Regions from separate parts of the Mus musculus genome. Here region 1 is linked to region 2. A link is a loop called in an ENCODE intact Hi-C map of the cell type or tissue named here. Cell type or tissue: gastrocnemius. All regions are shown on one strand. Each heading gives the region's core, and the rest is flanking DNA. Links, peaks and the distances in the headings are about the cores only. Region 1 overlaps Gm3331 (a long non-coding RNA gene). Region 2 has its middle 5.4 kb from the start of Gm31871.

What was found. Peaks named below come from ENCODE experiments on the same cell type or tissue, not always from the same donor. Only the 100,000 strongest peaks of a DNase experiment are listed, where the experiment ranks them.
Region 1: a loop joins it to region 2, with 2.2 times the contacts of the local background. A loop is called at or near these places in 4 of 42 quality-filtered maps.

The regions. Positions count from the first base shown.
Region 1 is chr9:32,830,778-32,841,024 of GRCm38, forward strand. It overlaps Gm3331 (a long non-coding RNA gene), which reads left to right. Exons shown (of 3, transcript XR_379227.1): 3 at 2,437-2,797. Among named protein-coding and RNA genes, the nearest start is that of Gm3331, 53 kb to the left of the region's middle. In gastrocnemius, for the core only: no CTCF peak of the experiment used is centred there; no DNase peak of the experiment used is centred there; H3K27ac peaks cover 2,301 bases.
Region 2 is chr9:32,584,016-32,594,262 of GRCm38, forward strand. No RefSeq gene overlaps it. Among named protein-coding and RNA genes, the nearest start is that of Gm31871, 5.4 kb to the right of the region's middle. In gastrocnemius, for the core only: a CTCF peak has its summit at 6,086 (motif pointing right); a DNase peak (open chromatin) is centred at 6,090.

The DNA of each region.
Region 1 (10,247 bases), core at 3,077-5,576, 250 kb after region 2:
TTGCCAGGAAGCAGAGCTTTGGATTATTTTTCCATTGGTCAGAGGAAGTTTTCTCTTCTCTTCTCTCTCTCTCTCTCACTCTCTCTTGCTCTCTCTCCTTATGAATGGAGGGAAAACCTTTCATTTTAACAGAGAACTTTTGGAATTTCATTTTAGTAAAATGAAAGGGGACTCAGATTCCCAGGACATATTAGAGGAAAGGTCAGAGTCTGAGCCATCGAAGGTGCTGAAACCTTGCACACATGGCAGCTGTGTGTCTCTTGATGTAAACACACCTTTCTGAGCCTAGGTTTTCTTGAAGAGTATATGATATGTATTTACTTCAGGTAAAATAAATATATTTCAGTATCTTTTTTTTTATTTACCTGAGAAGGTAAATAAAATGAACTGTATATAGATAAAATAGAAGTATTCAGTAGAAACTCAGTATATCTTATTTTTCTTCATATGCCTTTGAACTTAGACAAAGAGTCATCCCATCCTCCCACGTTTTCTGTATATTTGGGGATAAAGTTGTGAGTACAATTCTAAGATGCCCAAGCGAAAGCTTTACATATACAATGCCACATCCCACCCATTGATCTCATTCCCCCCACAGACCAAATATTTATTAAGTGTATACTTGTGCCTGAAGCTGCCTGACACTGCAGTTTACAGTTGGATCAGAGATGCGTGCTGACATCTATCCTTGGGAAACTTACCTCTTAATACAGCCAAAGAACATTATACACAAGGCTAGTAAATACTATCAAGGAGAGAGAGAGAGAGAGAGAGAGAGAGAGAGAGAGAGAGAGAGAGAGAGAGACTGCACTTGCACATGTACATATAATAAGACATTTTGGGAGGAAGATAAAAACAAGGACTAGAGGTAGAAAACATGATTGTTAATTTATTAATTATTTTGGGTCACGTAGGGAAAAAAATCTATATTTTCTTATAGGCTATGGCTTGGCCAAAACCAAAGTTTGGATTTCATAGAAAGCTAGTTATTTTCCTTCTTAATACAGCTCAAATGTTGCTGCCTGTCTGTTTCTGGGTCAAGTTATTTCTCCTGGCTATAATTTTATTATCTAATGGAGAAATAAAATTCATATTTCCAGACTAAACTGAAATCTGTTTCCTTACTATGAACAATCCCTCCTCTCTGTGACATACCATAGACACAAGAGACAAGATAATGTAGGACTCAGTAAAAGAAATTAACATTTTAAATTTTGAAGTTAATTTCTTTAAGACATATGCCACCAAGCTTCAAACTGGCCTGGTCTTGGGACCAATCTACCATTACTTGTCAGTCAATTCTTCCTGTCCCCATCTTCTCCAGATTCTGTTTGCATCAGGACCAACAAGCAAGAACTTCTGCAGAAAGGGAAGACTGACGCTGGCCAGTTTTCCTTATAATCAGGTCCACTACTAGAAGTCAAAGAACCCCATGTTCTGAGAAACAGGAGTACCTGTGATTAATGCTTTGCACGTCAGTGGGATTGATGAGGACACAAACGGTTATGAAAGGAAGACATGATGAACCTTGGCTGTTACAGTGTGGATGCCAAGGTTCTCTTTCTGTCAGAGAGAGCTGTGGCAGTGGGAACAACACTCATTGTGTGCCAGCATGATGCTGAACCAAAGGACCCACAACAGGAAAGCAAGAAACAACCAAACAGCAATGCCATCATTTTGTGAAATCATTCATGTTTCTGTTTTAATCTTCTCATATTCATGTGCTGACTTAGAATGTTCTGATGTGACCGATGCTGTAGATAACACCCTACAAATATCCTTTAGTTGCTGCTCTGTGTGAGGGGAGGGAAACGACCTCTGAGATCTCTGGAGTCACTATTGGACCCAAAGCCACTCACAGAGGTAAGACCTTAAGAGTTAGTCTCAAAATACCTTAAAAACCAGTGAATCCAACGGAACAATGAAATCACAACTGGGAGCTTGGGGTGTTTGAGCTTTAGAGAGAAAGTCCAGCAGACTAGTGCTTTCTGGGAGCACACAGCTCATGGTTTTCAATCCTATTCATTTTAGATGTATCTCTCCCATGACCTGGTTTGTTTGCTCTAGACAAGAGATTGAGTCCAGCCAGAGTGAAGCAGAGCCTACACCCAGCCCCATGTCCGCTGTCTCCTATCACTGCTGGTCTTGTTTTTAGTCAATGTCAAGAAGAGCTCTCTTGATCTTTATATAATTTGTCAGGAAGGGAGTCAGGTTTTTTAAATTAATCAATTAATTGATTAATTAATTAATTTTTTTTTTTTACCTTGGAGGCAGCACCAAAGGGCACCCAGAGCCCTGCACAACTGCTTGCTCATAGTGTTTTCTTTGCCTCTTGTCCCCATCGCCAAATCAAATGGAAACTCTCTGGCAAAGATAAAAACATATGTTTTTTTTTCTCTCCACTGACCTCCCCCCCCCCCCCGTTTCTTTTATCAGGGAAAACAGTGGAAAACCAGGCACCTGAAATTATCACCCTCCTCACATCAACTATCTCAGGAACAAGGGCAGTGAAAGAATACAAATCGAGCCAGCCTTCTCCTCACTTAGGCCTCGGGACAAGCAGACTGGATGGTGCGCTGGCTGCTCCTCTTTGGTGACAGGAACTGGGCAGTTGAAAGACTTCAGCCTCATCACAAGTGAAGGAAGAATTGAAGCCATGCTCTGGTGGTCATTTCCAAATCAAGCTGGATTTTGTTTGACTATGAACTTAAAGGAAGGGGAAGTGAGCGCCACCCCAGCGTTGGCAACAGGGTGTTGTTTTCCAGAACCAGGTCTGATTAACTTCCGGGAACTTCCAGGAACTCAGGCCAGTCACATTTTCTAAGTCGCCCTTGGGTACTTGTGGTCCCGGATTTCCTTGGCCAAATGACCAACGGTGCATTTCTAGGGCTTCCCCGGGCTTCTTTCTAGGGTGTGTGCCTTGTGGGTGGGGGTGGGGGATGTAAATCTTATACAGCTCTTAGGCTTCAAGCGTGACCAGGGTCTTTACTTTGCAGGCTGAGAATTTTGTGTCATTTTGGACCTTAGAGCTTGTCATGAAGGCAGATAACACAGGACATATATTAGTTGATATATAGTTGTGTGACGTTAAATTTTTACCCAAGGCCCCCATGTGTTAATGGAGACCCTGGAGAGAAGATACATTTGTAACTTTGGGCTGATGAGTGAAGTCAGAAAGAATCAATTCAGGAGTCCTTTCTTCTGCACACACTTGACTTTTGAATGTTTTAGTTACTTATAACCAAGCAAGGTCCAAAACTATTGGGTGAAAACTTCAGGAAGTAAACAATGAGTTCATATATTTTAAAAAAAAATTTCTATCACCGCCGATTGCTGTTATTGTCCTATTTTATTATTAGTTATTATTCTTAGTATGCCTAATTTATAAATTAAACTTTCTCCATATGGAGGTGCAAGAAAATAGAGTATACCACCCAGAGGGGTAGTAATTTCAACATACGCCTCATAGATAAGGTTTTCTACTTGATCTAGCTCAACTTTGGGAAGTTATAGAGAACAGGAAGGAAGTCTGCTGGAGTGGAAAGTACCTGAGATTTGGAGAAAAAGAGATCTGAATTCCAGAAATGTTTATTAGGCATTTGTAGTGTATATGCCTTGGGACTAGATGCTAAGGTAGGAAAAAAAAAAAAAAAACAGGCAAAAATCTACAGAAAACTTGCAGTGGGGAAATAGATAGTCATGCAGAAAAGACAATACAGTGTGTTCTAAGAGGCTTCGGCCAGTATATTCTACCAAAGGTTCACAAAGGTTCCACAGAGGTGATTTCACATGGGTCTCTCAGCTGTGATCTGTAGAGGTTCACTATGGCGAACAAAGGGGCCCTCAGGAGAAGGAAGTGTGCCTCCAGGTGGAGGAGTGAGAGCTAACCTTCATATGATAAACGTTGTTACCTGATTGTTTAGGGACTTTGGAGTAAATTACTTAATCTTCCTTAATCCCAATTTCCTCTTCTTTATAATGGCGGTCATAACATAGTAATTAGGAGCCAGTGCTTTGGAAATACATATTTTAAACACTAAAGCTCCACATTTAGACCCCACTAAATCCCAGCCAGGGACAACCCTGCTGACTTTGGCATGGGACTTTGGGTGTCTCCCGGGGGCCCTGAGAATTAACAGTCACATCTGGCTTAAGACAAAAAATAGGAACACTGAGTTCAGGGTGGGCCAGCCCAGGAATGGCTGTGTGGGTTGGTGTAAGGAAGAGGATCAGAAAACAAAGGGCTGCTGGCCCTTCAGAGCCTTTCTACTGCCCAGAGGCAAAACTTAGTCTGTGGCCTGAGATTTCGCTATTGAAATGATGCGATCATCTGGGGCTGGCTGGGGTCAGGCTTCTTTGGTTCCCTTAGCAGAGCCACCATCTACCACCATCTGCATAAGGGAGCCTGTGACTGCCAGTTCTTAGATTAGCACGGGAGTGACTGATTAGTATGCAACCTGAGGACAAAGAGTGTGTCTTATGTAACTCAAGTCTCTGGAACCTGGCATGGGTAATGAGCCTGGTATCTGTGTGTCAAGTGGATGAGTTATGGGAAGGGTCACTCCTCCAGGCTCGACAGGGTACGCTCCTTTCCCTGTTCACTTAGAGGGACAAAGTGTTTTGTGTGCTCTGGGCAGCTCTCCACGCCTGTGGCTGTCCAGATTTAATTGTGGAGTGCCAGTCCCAGTCAAGACACATCAACAACAGTGCATCGTACTCAGGGTCATCTCCTTCGGGGCAGACCCCCTTGTTCCCCCCGGATATTGACAGCTTCTGTTTCGCATCTGTTTTTACTTCTGCTCGGGTCTTCTGGGTCACTGCCTTGGCCCAGGGTTCTCCCCTTTCACCTTGTTCCCACTCCGGGTCAGGGCAGAGAGACCTCCTTTCTTTTTTCCCACCCCCATTCCGGGCCTCACTCTGAAGCTTGCTCCTGCCCCTGCCGAGCTTCCACCAGCCTGGCTTGCTCTTGTCATTCTCAAGTGACAATTGACCACTCACGTGTGCTTATCCTGACCTCTGGGTCTTGGAATGTTAGTGCACACATGTAGCAAAAGAACTTAACCTGCTAGATCCATTAGCTCTTCACATTGGCAGAGATGGGAGAAGCTTCCTGGCATTCACACTGTCAGCTGCAGATTCTCCCCATGGTCAACTCTGCTCTCCAAACCCAACTATTTGGGTCAGAGTTGATGGGACAGTTTGGATTGTTTATAGCAAAAAGAGATAGAATGCAATTTTCTTCCTCTTCTTTCCTGAAAAGCCTCTTTTTGAGAGCAAAGCAACCTTCATCCCAAGGAACTCCTATTAAACAACAGCAGCAACAACAGGAAAAAAAAATGTTGTGAATGCATAGTGGTGCTCACCTTTAGACACAGGAAGCAGATCTCTTGGTCTGCATAGTGGACCCTGGGCCAGCCAGAAGTCAGTATCGGAAAACAACAATAAAATTCACGACAAAGAAGTACTGAGTAGATAGGTCAGGGACTTTCCTGTGATCCTATTAGGGGTCATTAAGGAAGAATTTCAGGAGTGAAGGATGCAGACTTTCATTTTAGAAGTAATGCATACGAGACCCTAGCACACATGAAAGAGATGATTACAAGCTAAAGTGTGAAACATAGGAACACTGCCACGGAAGACCAGAAGTGAGGGGTGGCAGTTGCACAGACTTGAGGAGGCTGTTTAGAGGAGATGGCGTTCGGTCTGGCCAGCAACAATGGAAGGATTGTGTTAGTGTATGCCTGCCTTTCTGTCCTCAGCATCTAGTCTCACAGATGACTCAAATTTTAAGAGGGAGGGGTGAGTGGGAAATGTGAATGGGGAAGGAGTGGGGTTTGCTTGTGACTCATAAGACAGGCAAGACAAGCAGGAAGGCTGGGGCTTTAAACAGGGAAAGTATCCAGTTTGTGGATGCTCATCTTGTCTGCTGTAGCCGGCAGGGCCTGTCAGGGCTGAACTCGGATCACTTTTCACTGTTTAAGCTGTTTTTATCATTCCGGAGCCTATGGGAAAATATTGCCAGTATCACAGAGATCAAAACCACGGAACTGTAGATAAGAAGGGCAGGGTATTGCTGCAGGTAAGCAGTAAGGGTCACTGAGATAGGTCTCTGGTTCCCAGTGAAGCTAAACAGTTCCAATATTCACACCAGAACTCAAATCCAAACAAGGCTATAAAATGAGAGGGAGGGGCAGTGGGAAAGGAGCTGTGTGCCTGCCTGATGTTCACAAGTGCAGCTGGGCCAGCAGGGCAGTCGGTGTGGCAGTCAGTCAGTGTGGCAGACAGGGCAGACCTGTCTCAGTATTATTGTGATTCCTCTAGTATTTGTGAAAGTCTGTGGAGAATTCGTCCCTCCGTGTGAGGTCTATTACGTTATCAACACCAGACTATATCTATTATCTCATGAGCTGTATTTGTTTATAGCATGAACTTTATTGTTCATTATGTACTAGGCACGTGCATTATTATGATATATGCCCATTATGCATATGGGAAAGATGCATATAATTATGTATGTGTATGGATATATATATGGTTCACTGTGTGTTCCTGGACCCTGCTCTTCTGGACCATGTCTTTGTTCAAAAGCAACTAACAAAGAGGTAAGGAAATAACCTCTCATAATACCCATGCCTGCTCATGACAGTCTGTAACTTCAATTCCAAGGAATCTGACCCCCTCTTCTGGTCTCTTCAGGCACAAGATGCACACATGGTACACATACGCATATCCAAGCAAATACTCATACACATAAAAAAGAACCTTTAAAAAAGGAAGGATGAGGATAGAACGGAATGCAGACACTTGTGCATGAGGCATAAGGAGTGTAAGAGCATCAAACACTGCATTTCCCTGTAAAATTGAACTTTGTCCTAAACTAGAAGTAAGGTTGAGATTAAACAAAGAAACAAAACTCAGAGTACCATGATGCCATGACCAGGTCTCTCTCTCTCTCACTCTCTCTCTTGTTTTGTTTTTTGAGACAGGGTTTCTCTGTGTACCCTTGGCTGTCCTGGAACTCACTCTGTAGACCAGGCTGGCCTTGAACTCAGAAATCTGCCTGCCTCTGCCTCCCAAGTGCTGGGATTAAAGGCGTGCGCCACCATTGCCCAGCACATGATCAGTTATCTTAGTTAGGGTTTTACTGCTGGGAACAGACACCATGACTAAGGCAACTCTTCTAAGGACATTTAATTGGGTCTGACTTACAGGTTCAGAGCTTCAGTCCATTATCATCATGGCACGAGCATGGCAACATCCAGGCGGCCATGGTGCAGAAGGAGCTGAAAGTTCTACAGCTTCATCTGAAGGCTGCTAGAAAAAGACTGGCTCTCATGTAGCTAGGGACGGGTCACATTGCCCACCCCAACAGTGCCACACTTTCTCCAACAAGGCCATACCTCCTAATAGTGCCACTATCTGGGCCAAGCATATCCAAACCACCATACCATGGTTGAGCTACTTTCAAGAACTACGTCAAGACTTACTTCTCAGAGTAAGTCTGAGTACCCTGAAGCAGAAGTACCATGCTATGGAGAGAATGGTTCAAGCCTGCAGTAGAAGAATCATTGCTGTTGAACTAGTGGGTCCACAGAGTGAGAAGCAAGGAGGTGAAGAGGTAGGTTGGGTAGCAGGGAAGCCTTTAGATGTACAAAGTGGATATGGTTGTGCCTAGCCTTGTGTTAGCTTAGCCTCGTCGAGGCTGATGCAGTCGGATGATGCACTTGAGGCTAGCCTGGGATTTCATAGTGAAATTCTATCTTGATGTAAAGAGAGTATCTGGGTTTCAATCTAGCCCCCTCCTTCGAAGCAATGAGCTTGGATTAGTTAAACCCTATACACCTCAGTTTTCTCTCTATAAAGTAAAGACTCTAAGGTCTCTGGTGTTCTTAAATTTGATCATTACACAAATCTGACATTCTGAAATACATGGAGGGAGAAAACTAGAAGCATTTAGCTCTATGTCCTTTGAGAAACTGTGATTAGGTAATGAGTGGACTGAGTGGAGGGGGAGCTGTGGAGCACGGATGGAACAGGAATTCACATTCTAAAATGAGAATTGGGAGGGACCAAAGAAATACAGACCTATTTGCTGACTGACAAGCAAGTCTGAGTCCTGGATCCTTCTCTAAGGGGCTCTGCTTTATGTGGCAGGGAGCTGGTTTCCTGGTTTGTTTTTCACACAAGTGACAGGTATGTCTCTCAATATCCATTCTGTGTGTGCACGGCACCTATGGGCAGCACATTTACGCAGTGCTTTGAGGCACAGAAAGATATTGTTTCTAACTTTTCTGCATGAGTTACTATCTGTTTAGTGAGACGCAGTGTGCCATGTGTGTATGTAAAGTTGTCAAACAATAGAGCCTCAGGTTTCCAGTCTAGAATGTTTTGTGTTTGTTTGTGTAGCAAATGCCTTTTTGGGTAAGTTTCTGGTCTTTTACCTTTGGTGCTTCTGCTCTTTCAGGTGTGGCAGAATATTGATATGATGTCCAGGTCATGGGAAAGTCAAAATCTGTCTGATGGACTCAGTTCTTTGTTATTAGACGCGTTCTCACGACCGGCCAGGAAGAACACCACAGACCAGAATCTTCTGCGGCAAAGCTTTATTCTTACATCTTCAGGAACAGAGTGCAAGAAGCAAGAGAGCAAGAAGCAAGAGAGAGAGAAAAGCAAGAGAGAGAGAAAACGAAACCCCGTCCCTTTTTAAGGAGAATTCTCCTTCGCCTCGGACGTGTCACTCCTTGATTGGCTGCAGCCCATCGGCCGAGTTGACGTCACGGGGAAGGCAGAGCACAAGTAGTCATAAGATACCCTTGGCACATGCGCAGATTATTTGTTTACCACTTAGAACACAGCTGTCAGCGCCATCTTGTAACGGCGAATGTGGGCGCGGCTCCCAACATCTCCCCCTATCCTTTTAATAAGAGCAAATAGGCCACCCATATTAATGAGAGTGGAGATAGAGGTCAAATCCCCAGTGTGTAGGTAAAGGAGCCATGTACAGGATTAGCTCTTAGGCTCACAGGCTTTTACCCAGAGCAACCCTGACCTGCTCCCGTGTCGTTTTGCCTGGGGGAAGGGAACTAGGACACTGAACCTTCATGAAAGATGACATGTCTCCCTAGAATAGGCTCATATATGCCGCAGAGCCTTTCCATTGCAGTGCTTAGCCTTGCAACTCTCTCGGGCTGCTGAAGCACACTCACTCTATCCCGTGCAATGAGACTAGCCTCGTGGGATATAAGAGCTGAGTGGCCAGCGACCTATTGCCTAAGCATAGATAACCATATATCAGGGGGAGCTCCATGTTCTAGTCCTGCAAGCGCCTGGGCAATAACCACCTTGTCTCTCCTAGTTTAGGCCTTAAGCTTACAGACCAATCAAAGAAGCAACACTAATCCACAGCAAAGTGTATCTCCAAATAATATTAATCCCACCCATTTTTTAAAGAAAGAAAATGCTGAGGAGATCCAATTGGGTAATCCTTTGGTCAGCGACAGGTCCAAGCGCGTGGAGTTGACCTGAAGTCTCAATTCCCGAAGGATCTGTTCAAATTCAGCCATCCAATTCTGTAACATATACTGAAAAAGACTTTTTGACAAATTAGCTGTCCTAGTAAATTTAACATACTGAATGGAAATAACACACAATCCCGGAAACTTTTGTTCACATCCCTGCTGAGTTATTTGTCATAATACATCTAGTTGTATCTGGACAAGATCTATGAGTTGATTAACCAGCATGAGACCTCTCTGTATCTTGACATTAGCTGAGGCCTGTTCATCTATGACTGTAGTCACTGAGGCTGACAAAGTGTTAATGGTGTCAGTCGTCTGGACCTGTCCAGACAGAGCCAAGGCTGTCTGAATCAAGGCTAAACCCAGTTCCTAGTTAGTGGTAAAAAAGCAGGAGAATACTTGAGCATTATACATCACCGTCATTGGGAGTGGAAATGTCGACATTATCCCCCAACGCTGCTCTCTTTTTATTATTGACGCCCTGGACATCACCAAGACGAGGGACATTAGTATTCCCTTGGTCAGTCTGGATTTTTCGGGTGAGTCTTTCTGGTAACCAAAATGGGTTGTCTTCATTCTGTGGGAAAACACAGATAGCTCCCCTGGATCTTATCAAAATAGGATCCGGGCCATACCATTTATTATCAAGGACATTTTTCCATTTAACCATCTCATTGGGCCTATCTGGCTCTGTACAATGACGTTCAGCCGCAGTATGGCCATGAGCAT
Region 2 (10,247 bases), core at 4,699-7,198:
TGCTGGAGGGGTGGTTAGCCATTCCTCTGTGTGGTTAGTTATTATCAGGGCAAAGTCCTAAGAGTATCACATGTGGGTTGTATACAGTGACCCATGCTTTTATTGCTGCCACGGAGGAGGGTGGGGGCCTGCAATAAACCAGAAAGAAGGGAGACAGAGAGCGGCTCCTGTTGCCTTGTCCCGGAGAGGGGCACTTCAGCCACCTGCAGGGGAATATAGCTCCTGGGCGCTTGAGCAGAGAAGGCTGAAGCAGAAGCTTCCTCACACCAGTCAGAATGGCTAAGATCAAAAATTCAGGTGACAGCAGATGCTGGCGTGGATGTGGAGAAAGAGGAACACTCCTCCATTGTTGGTGGGATTGCAGGCTTGTACAACCACTATGGAAATCAGTCTGGCAGTTCCTCAGAAAACTGGATATAGTACTACCGGAGGATCCAGCAATACCTCTCCTGGGCATATATCCAGAAGATGCCCCAACTGGTAAGAAGGACACATGCTCCACTATGTTCATAGCAGCCTTATTTATAATAGCCAGAAGCTGGAAGGAACCCAGATGCCCCTCAACAGAGGAATGGATACAGAAAATGTGGTACATCTACACAATGGAGTACTACTCAGCTATTAAAAAGAATGAATTTATGAAATTCCTAGCCAAATGGATGGACCTGGAGGGCATCATCCTGAGTGAGGTAACACATTCACAAAGGAACTCACACAATATGTACTCACTGATAAGTGGATATTAGCCCAAAACCTAAGATACCCAAGATATAAGATACAATTTCCTAAACACATGAAACTCAAGAAAAATGAAGACTGAAGTGTGAACACTATGCCCCTCCTTAGAAGTGGGAACAAAACACCCTTGGAAGGAGTTACAGAGACAAAGTTTGGAGCTGAGATAAAAGGATGGACCATGTAGACACTAGCATATCCGGGGATCCATCCCATAATCAGCTTCCAAATGCTGACACCATTGCATACACTAGCAAGATTATGCTGAAAGGACCCTGATATAGCTGTCTCTTGTCAGAGTATGCCTGGGCCTAGCAAACATAGAAGTGGATGCTCACAGTCGGCTATTGGATGGATCACATGGCCCCCAATGAAGGAGCTAGAGAAAGTACCAAAGAAGCTAAAGGGATCTGCAACCCTATAGGTGGAACAACATTATGAACTAACCAGTACCCCGGAGCTCTTGACTCTAGCTGCATATGCATCAAAAGATGGCCTAGTCGGCCATCACTGGAAAGAGAGGCCCATTGGACACGCAAACTTTATATGCCCCAGTACAGGGGAACGCCAGGGCCATAAAAGGGGAGTGGGTGGGTAGGGGAGAGGGGGTGGGTGGCTATGGGGGACTTTTGGTATAGCATTGCAAATGTAAATGAGAGAAATACCTAATAAAAAATGGAAAAAAAAAAAAAGATTAAAAAAAAAAAAAAAAAAAAGAAGCTTCGGAGGCTGCAGTTGGAGCATATGTCCAGTAGGGGGCAGACTCCCGAGAGTCCTGGGCAGTGTAGCTCTGCCCCAGTTAACACTTCCAGAAAGAAAAAATCCTGGTGGTATCCCAATGCTGCGCTCTGTAGGCAGTGCATGAATGTTGATGAGAAATTCAGGAGGATTGTCTGAGGCTGACCTGGGCTTCCACCTGGGCTCTTCCACGGCGGATTTTTCTACTCGTAGTGAAGACAGATTCTCACACATCTCTGGGCTGAACCTGTTTGCTCTAGGTCGATTCAGTCTATTGTCCCTGTGGCTAATAACAGATCTCCGGGGTTAGCTTTTGTATTTCAAGATTCTCAGCATGTCTGCCGTATTCTTACACTACAGACCCAGCGGAGCTGTTACTCAGGGCAGCGGGTATGGCTGACCTGACCTTGTGTGTGATATAGAGTTAAGTCCTCCTTATCCTTGCACACCACAGATGGCAAGTCGTCCCATGAGCTTCAAGCCTCGGCAACCTCATTTGCTGAACTCAGGGCCTGGTTCCTCACCACTCTTCCTAACAAAGTGACAAAGGCTGCTGACAGAGCCCTGGGATTAAGCCCACAGCACGAGGTACCCATGACAGCCTTTTTTTTTTTCCTTAAGAATTCCAATAGTCTGTATTGAATCCTAGGCCAGTTGGGCATTAAAGTAACTTATTCCAAAATGTGTGCATTATACATCAGCTACACTGAGCCATGAGGCTTACACCAAGACACTTGGTCATTGCTGTGACCTCTATCCTCACCCTCTGTGCCCTCTTTTGCTTCCAACTTTGTTATTTTAAAAATGGTTTATTAAGCCAGGCGTGGTGGCACACGCCTTTGATCCCAGCACTCGGGAGGCAGAGGCAGGCGGATTTCTGAGTTCGAGGCCAGCCTGGTCTGCAGAGAAACCCTGTCTCGAAAAACCAAAAAAGGTTTATTAAAATAATTTATTTAACTTTTATTTTATATGCACTGATGTGAGGGGGTCAGATCCCCTGGAACTGGGAGTTACAGTTGTGAGCTGCATGTGGGTACTAGGGACCGAACTCAGGACCTCTGGAAGAGCAGCCAGTGCTCCTACCTGCTCTCCAGCCCCAAACTTCTTGATTTTTATAGTGCTGACAAGGCACAGTGTGTTCTATGGCATGTGTGTGAAAGGCAGGGGACAATGAGTGGGATTTGTTCTTCTCTTTGGGTGGATCCTTGGGACTAGACTTGGCACCAGATTTGGGATCACACTTGGTGGCAAGTGTGTTTTAACTGAGCCATCACCCCAACTCACCTCTAACTTTCTGCCTCTCTCCTGTTTCTCATCTCCTCCAGGCAACTCTTGCTATAATTGTCTTGGAATCTGCTGGAGTTTAGATCTTGGACATCCCATTTGTTAAAGGTCTGAATGCTCTTTCTTTGTGTTCCTGGATGGTTGCAGAAATTTTGGGTGTGGGGTCAAGTGGAAGGAAGTTCAGTCATTGGGGAATGCTTATGAAGGAGATCTTCAGACCCTCACCTCTCTCTCTCTCTCTCTCTCTCTCTCTCTCTCTCTCTCTCTCTCTCTCTCTCTCTCTCTCCTTCTCTCTCTCTGCTTGTTCCAACTTCAATGCCCTTTACTGACTCACAGGGTCACAGTGCAGTAGACCACTGGCTATGCCCTGACATCTTCCAACTATGAGACAACATGAATTGTGTCCTTGAAACTGATTGTGTTAGAAATTTGTCGCAGTGACAGAAGGCTAATATGGACTCTTCTTCAAGCCTTTCTTCGGTCTCTGCCTCTTTGAAGGACACTTAGGATGGTTAGTTTTCTGTATCAGGTTGGCTGGGCTGTAATGTGCCACATAGCTGTCTGGTCAGTCTCCAATCTAGACAGTGTGGAACAAATAGTTTTAGATGGGATAAGCATGGCACTCAGCAGCTCATTTCCTCTCTTGACAGGTAGGTGGAAGGGATCATCTAATGTGAGGGAGGCCCTGTCTCAGGAGAAAAGACTGATGTCAACCCCCCAGGGAACAAAGAATTCTGCCTCCACACTCAAACTCAAGATGACGAGGCACAACCCCTCCACTACCACGAGCTGCATTTCCTCTTCAGCTGAGAACCTGGGCTTGTCTTGAACTCTCTTTCCTCCACGGTTGTGTAAGTAAGCCTGGCTGAGCTTGATCTGCAATACTTGCCTCGTCCTGTTAGCCCTGCACTGAGGCTTGGCCTCCTGCTGTAGTGCCCCTCCAGACAGAAACAGCCTGGACACTCACTGAGAACTCCCTCTCAGCAGCCAGTGCCCTACAGGCCTCTTGCTGGCTTCTTGTATTTTCCCAGCCGAGTAGCTCAGTTCAGCTGATCGTGCATCTCACAGATGGTTGTGAGTCTCTGGCGTCTCTGATTCTTTTGGATTACCAACCTGTTCTCAGCCCCACCTCCCGCTCCCATGCTCCATTCAACGGGCAGTTGTCTGAATGGCATTGTCAATCCTTGATTCTGTGTGTTCATCTTTCTCAATAGAGCAGTACACTGTTCTACACGCCTCACCCAACTTGTGCGCACGCGCACATCATGGATTTTTGCACATGACCAATGACTTGAACCCTGAAGCCCAGCTCTGCAATGCTAATTGCTGCCTTTGGTCCCACACTTTAGGAAGCAGAGTAATGATAAACGGAGTTTTCAACTCTATTGACTTTTTTTTCACAACTGATTTTCTAAAGCTGTTGTGTTATTACTGAAATGCTTGGTTTCCTAGCTCGGCTGGCACCCGACTCTTCTCCTCAGCTCCCTTTCCCGCTTCTTCTCAGTTAGACCTTCTTCCATGCCCTTTTCTGTGTTGATTAAACTTCCCCCACTTGCTTCCAGCTTCCTTCTGCCCCGTCAGTCCAAGGACTTACGACGTTACTCATTCCCATTTTCGGAAAAGTGAGACTCTCAGGGTTATCTTTCAATTGTCTCCATCTTTTCTTGCTTCGTTCCCATTTAGCTTCTGACAGTAGAGCCCCAAGTCTTTCCAGCAAGTTTCTTTGAGGCTGGGCCCCCCAGGATCACAGAGACCCCCACTTTTTCCCAGAAAAAAAGGCTCTCAGAAGCTTTGTCTTTGCTCTACCAGATGAACATTTTGGAGATCTGGGGGCTGGGGGTCTAGGGAAGGTCACGTTTCCTTGCCTGGAGCCCTTGAACACCCTGGGAGATTTTGAGGCCAGGAGGCCACTTGATTTCTTCCTGGGCTGGTGACAGTCAGGTAGTGTTTAAGGGGCAAGCAGCCAGCTCGGGGAGTTGTGAGCTTTGTCTAATTTCCCAGCTGTAAATCGACTCAGCTGCTGAGGTTTGGAGGAATCCATTACTATATCCATATTGGTCCTTAACGTGCAAAGGGCTGTTTACTTTCCTCTGTGTTCACACTGTCTGTTCAGGTAACAAGAGGCTGAGCCCAGCCCCACAGAGTCAAGAGCAGTCCCCTGACTCCCTACACAGTTAAGGATTTACCCGTGTGTAATGGCTGAACCTTATTTGAGCTGGGGCATAGCTTGATGATTCCATTTGGGGACATTGTTATGGACATTTGAAAGTAACAAAGATGCTAGAAAGAAGTCCAAGACTCTCCTCTGACACTTGTCACTTCTTATGGCTCAGTTGTCCATCACAAGGTGCACCCAATATGACTGATGAACATTAGCTGCCCTTAAACATTTTAAATGATTTCAAGGAGAACCGAGGAACACTATTGTTAACATCCAATTAATTCACTTGTTTTTGTTTGTTTGTTTTGTTTTTTTGTTTTTTTTGTAATTTTTTTTGTTTTTTTGGGTTGTTTTTTGTTTTTGTTTTTGTTTTTTTGGTTTTTTTGCTTTGTTGTAAGTCATCTCTGAACTGGATTCTAATAGAACCCAAAATCCCATGGGATGAGGATAGAGATTTTTTTTCCCACCAGCTTTAGATGAAAAGAACTTACCTGCCTCCCTAGACTGCCCTTGTGGTCATTACTGCACCCAACAGTCTTGAGCAAAGAAGTGACAAATGGTGTCTTAACAGAGAAGCCAAGGGTCTCTGGGAGGGGCGTAGCCAACCTCTTCCTTAGTGAGGGTTCTGAAAGCCCACCTCACTCATGTTCCTTATTCTCGGAAGAGGAGAGCTCTGCTTTAAACATCATCAGGAGGAGGAGCCTTAGAAGCGCAGAGGAAACCTTCCCATACCACTGTTCCCACCTCAGCGGGAGCCCTGTCGTGTGTGTGTCCCCCCCCCCCCCAGCATGCGTCCTCCTTAGACCTCGGCACACTCTCTGCTTCAGTGCTCCAGAGAAGCTCACACAGCGCCTCTTCTGCCAACGTTCTAGTGCTTATATATGGGGGCCCCCTCTTCGCTGCAATGCCACGCTCTAGCATGCATGATACCCTCTCTTCTGTAGTCATCTCTAAACGTCTAGGGGGAAGGGTTCGTGTCTGCCCATCTCTGTCCTTAGCAGCTCCTAGGCAAAAGGCTGGGCGACCAGGAAGGTTTCTCTTAACTCACGATAGTCCAGAACTCAGAAGGCAGAAGAGACTAGGAGGGGCTGCCTATATGCTGGCCTCTGTTTTTTATCAGCATCTCAGGAGGAACGGGTAGTTGGCTACATTGTACCACGTGCATATGGCCAGCAGGGGTCGCTACAAAGCAGAGTTCGTGTCTTTGTCAAGGGATGGAGCCAGTCAGTAGGAGGAGAGAGGCCTTTAGCTGAAAGAATGTTCTTGCTTGAACTTCTGTTCTAAGAGGTCTCTTTCTGAAGAAAAAATGCCCTTTAAATGTGGCTTCCCCTATCCACAAAGACGACAGACTTTTCAGCTCTGTCCTCCTACCCCAAACTTACCTAGCCTTTTCATAAAAATGCACCATGCCCAGAGGGGCTCACTTTTTAAAGAAACACGAATAGCATATCTAGGTAGGAAGTGCTTTCGGAACTGATTGCCCCCTCCAACTTCTGAGGGTAAATACCAATAAGGAATTTTGAATAATAAAAAAATACTAAGAATTTGTAGTTAGGGTATATTGATATATATATTTTTAAAGTCAGATTTGGACAGCATGCAGACTGTCCAAATATCATTTACTGGTTTTTTACATTGTCAATATGACATTTCATTCCTGTATTCTTCCCTCACGATGAGAAAATATCATACACCTGTCAGACAGCATTATCAAAACAAGAATAAACATTGTTGAGGGTATGGGCAATTGGAACCTTTGCACTGTTGATGGGGATGCAGAAAGATGCCGCTGCCATGGCAACCTAAAACTAACGGAGACCCAGGGAAGAATCTGCTCCAGGGCCTTTTCCCAGAGGAGCTGACGTCAGCATCTTGTAGAGAACTAGCACTGCATTTTCATGGTTCTTACAGCATCGTTGACAGTGGCTAAGGGGTGAAAAATAGCCTAACTATTTTTGACAGCTAAATAGAGCAATCAAATGTGGTAGATACTTACAACAAAATATTGTTTACCTTTATCAATGAAAGAAGCCCTATTGCACGAGACAGCACAGATGGACCCAAGGACCTGCCTCTTCTGGAAATGACCTATCAAGAACCAGAGTCTAACTCAAGTTCCTATTAATTATTTTATGCCAGGCCAGCCACACTGTTTCTTCTTTGCTCTCCCAGCAGAAGGGCAGTCTGCCAGTGAGCAGGAGTCCTATGCGCAGGGTTGTTGGGTCTCCAGGCCATACCACCCGGACTCAAGCCTGCCTGTGCCAACTATGAGATGGGGTAACTATCAACTCACCATGGGCCTGGTTTCTTGTTGTTATAAAGTAGATAATAATACACCATAGATCACAGGGTCTGTGAGAATGAAATAGTTCGGTGCATGTTGAGAGCAAATAAATGGCAAGGAGAGAGAGAGAGGGAGAGAGAGAGAGAAAGAGAGAGAGAGAGAGAGAGAGAGAGAGAGAGAGAGAGAGAGAGAATAGACAGCCCCCCACCCCCCCAGACATGGCTCTGTACACTCTTCAGCCTGGCCTGGGATACTTTATCTGTAGTAACTGGGTGTGTTGTTATAGTTCTCTAAACACTACTGTGTAACAGCTATCTACACAGCGGTTACGTTGTTTAAAGCATTTGGAACCGGGTATGGACTTTACTCTTTGAGAGGCCTGGGTGGTGGTCCTAGAACCAATTTCCAAAAGAGAGCAAAGGATGCTCCTATCTTAATGCTCATAATATTTTATATCATGTAAAGAGAGAAACTGAGTCAAAGAGGCTAAGTAACAACCCTGTGCGGGACTTGAATCCAAGGCCTGTTTAATGCCTAAGCCCAACCCCTTCTCAACTGTGTGGCGGGAGCACCCACATCTGCACGGTGTGTCTGGACTGGATGACTAATGCAGCTGCTCGGTTTTGTTACACAGGGAGCAGCGGATCCTGCCTACGTGGGAACTTACCCTGGCTGGCCAGGCATGCTCTAGACACCGTATCCTCTTTTCCTGTACCTCTCCTTCTTGGCCTTAAGAGGGCGCCATTGAGCCATGTTCTTCAAGTTCCAGGCTACTACACTCCACAGTACAATTTGAAATTTCACAGGATGAGAAAGACAAACTCAAAGGGCTGAAACGCTAACTGCTGAGACTTTTATCTTTGTGACAAAACAGATCTCAAAAAACAAACTCGCTCTACTGCAGGAACCAGAGGACTTTTCAGAAGTCAAGGTTATTGCAACCTGTGGTTTTTCCTTTGTTTTGCTCAGCGTACTTGATAGAGAAAGATACAAAACGGTCTTAAAACAAAACAAAACACAAAAAGCAGCAACAAGACACACAGCAACTCTGAAGACAGCGTCAAGGGCAGGCGGCAGCTTTAACCTTGTCAGGGAAGGTGTCTTAGAGCTTGTCTCTCCATGACAGGATAAAACAAATGTTTAACTCCTTTTAATGCTAGCAGGAATGCAGCCTGCCAGGGAACACAGCAACCCTGGGAAGTAATTAGAATTATTTTTCCTTTGCTTATTCACCAAAGCTGAGTTTCTAAATTGAGTGTCTTCCCTAGGTAGCTGTCACCAGGAGAAGCCAACTGTCTCAAAATGCCAGCCTTTATCCACCTGGGGCATTACCACATCCACTTTGGGATCCTCGAGCTGGCTCTACATTGGCCTCCTCCTCAGGGAGCCTCCTGGGTTGGTCTTACATTTTTTCTTGAAGAATCCACAGAGGCCCACAATTGGCCTTTGTCTGTGCACAATGGTGGGTAGTGTCCTTGCTGTCACTGGAAAGAAGGAGGCTGGCCCGGCTCCAAAGAGAACTCCTCTAGGGGAGAGGGTACAGTTTGGTGGTAGAAGAGAGCTTGCCTAGCGTCCAGGAAGCCTGGGGTGCTATACTCACTAGAAAAGGTGGAGGAAAGAAAGAAAAGAAGACAAAGAAAAGAAGAGAAAACAAGAGAAGAGGGAATTGTCTAATCCCATGACTTCTGGGTACCACCAGACCATTTCCGAATTAAACACGCTCCACTTAGCTTCCCTAACAATCTTGTGAACAATTCTGTTTAACAGGGCACAGAGCCCGAGAGGTGGCTTAAATGCCCTAGATCTATCACATCTAACAGAGTGGTCGTGCTAAGGCCCTGGCCTTTGTAATTCAAGTCCAGGGCTCCTTAAATTGCCAGTGTTAACTTTCTGAGCAGTGGCCAGGGCTGAAGGTCAAATACACTTATCTCTGTCAGTTCTTGTCTCTTTCCTTTGCAGAGCTGAGACCCTGTTCTGTGCCCCCACCTTCTCCCACTCTTCAAAGTTCACCCTTATCAAAAAGACCCTTGCTTCAGGCAGAATGACCAGGCCATCTTGCAGAAGCAAGATGAAACACACCTGAAGGTCTTTGGAATCTCCAGGAGGCTCCCTCATCCTGGCCCTAAGCTTCCTAGCTTCGTGGTCACTGTTCATCTGTTCACCTTCTCTGCTCTGGTCTAAGTCTTCCTGCCCTATATGAAGGAGACACCATTCACAGAGATGCCATCTAATGTCTTAATGAGAATAACTTAATAACTCCTTACTTGGAATAAGATGAGGGGAAGAGGAGGAGGAGGAGGAGGAGGAGAAGGAGGAGGAGGAGAAGGAGGAGGAGGAGGAGGAGGAGGAAGAGGAGGAGGAGGAGGAGGAGGAGGAGGAGGAGGAGAAAGAGGAGGAGGAGGAGGAGGAGGAAGAGGAGAAGGAGGAGGAGGAGAAGGAGGAGGAGGAGGAGGAGGAGGAAGAGGAGGAGGGAAAAGAAGGAGGAGAAGGAGGAGGAGGAGGAGGAGAAGGAGGAGGAGGAGGAGGAGGAGGAGGAGGAGGAGGGAAAAGAAGGAGGAGAAGGAGGAGGAGGAGAAGGAGGAGGAGAAGAAGGAGGAGGAGGAGGAGGGAAAAGAAGGAGGAGAAGGGAGGAGGAGGAGGAGGAGGAAGAGGAGGAGAAGGAGGAGGAGGGAAAAGAAGGAGGAGAAGGAGGAGGAGGAGGAGGAGGTGGAGGAGTTTTACTTACTGCAGGCTCTGGCCCTGAAGCAAATGGGTTTCTAGACCACCCACAGTGAAATGGCTCCTGACACTGGCTTAAAAAACAACACAAACCGTCCCTGGTCTACCTGCACAAGCTTTGAATCTACTACATTCTACAAGCACTTTGAGGACTTCAGTGCAGCCAGGGGTCTTCTTCCTACTGCCATCAGACTTCACCAGAGAAGGCATATTTGTTTTTTGTTTTTTGTTTTCTGTTTACAGGGAACACTTGAGAAATGGCCTCTAAAGGGATTTTAATAATAATAATAATAATAATAATAATTAATAATAATAATACAAAACAAA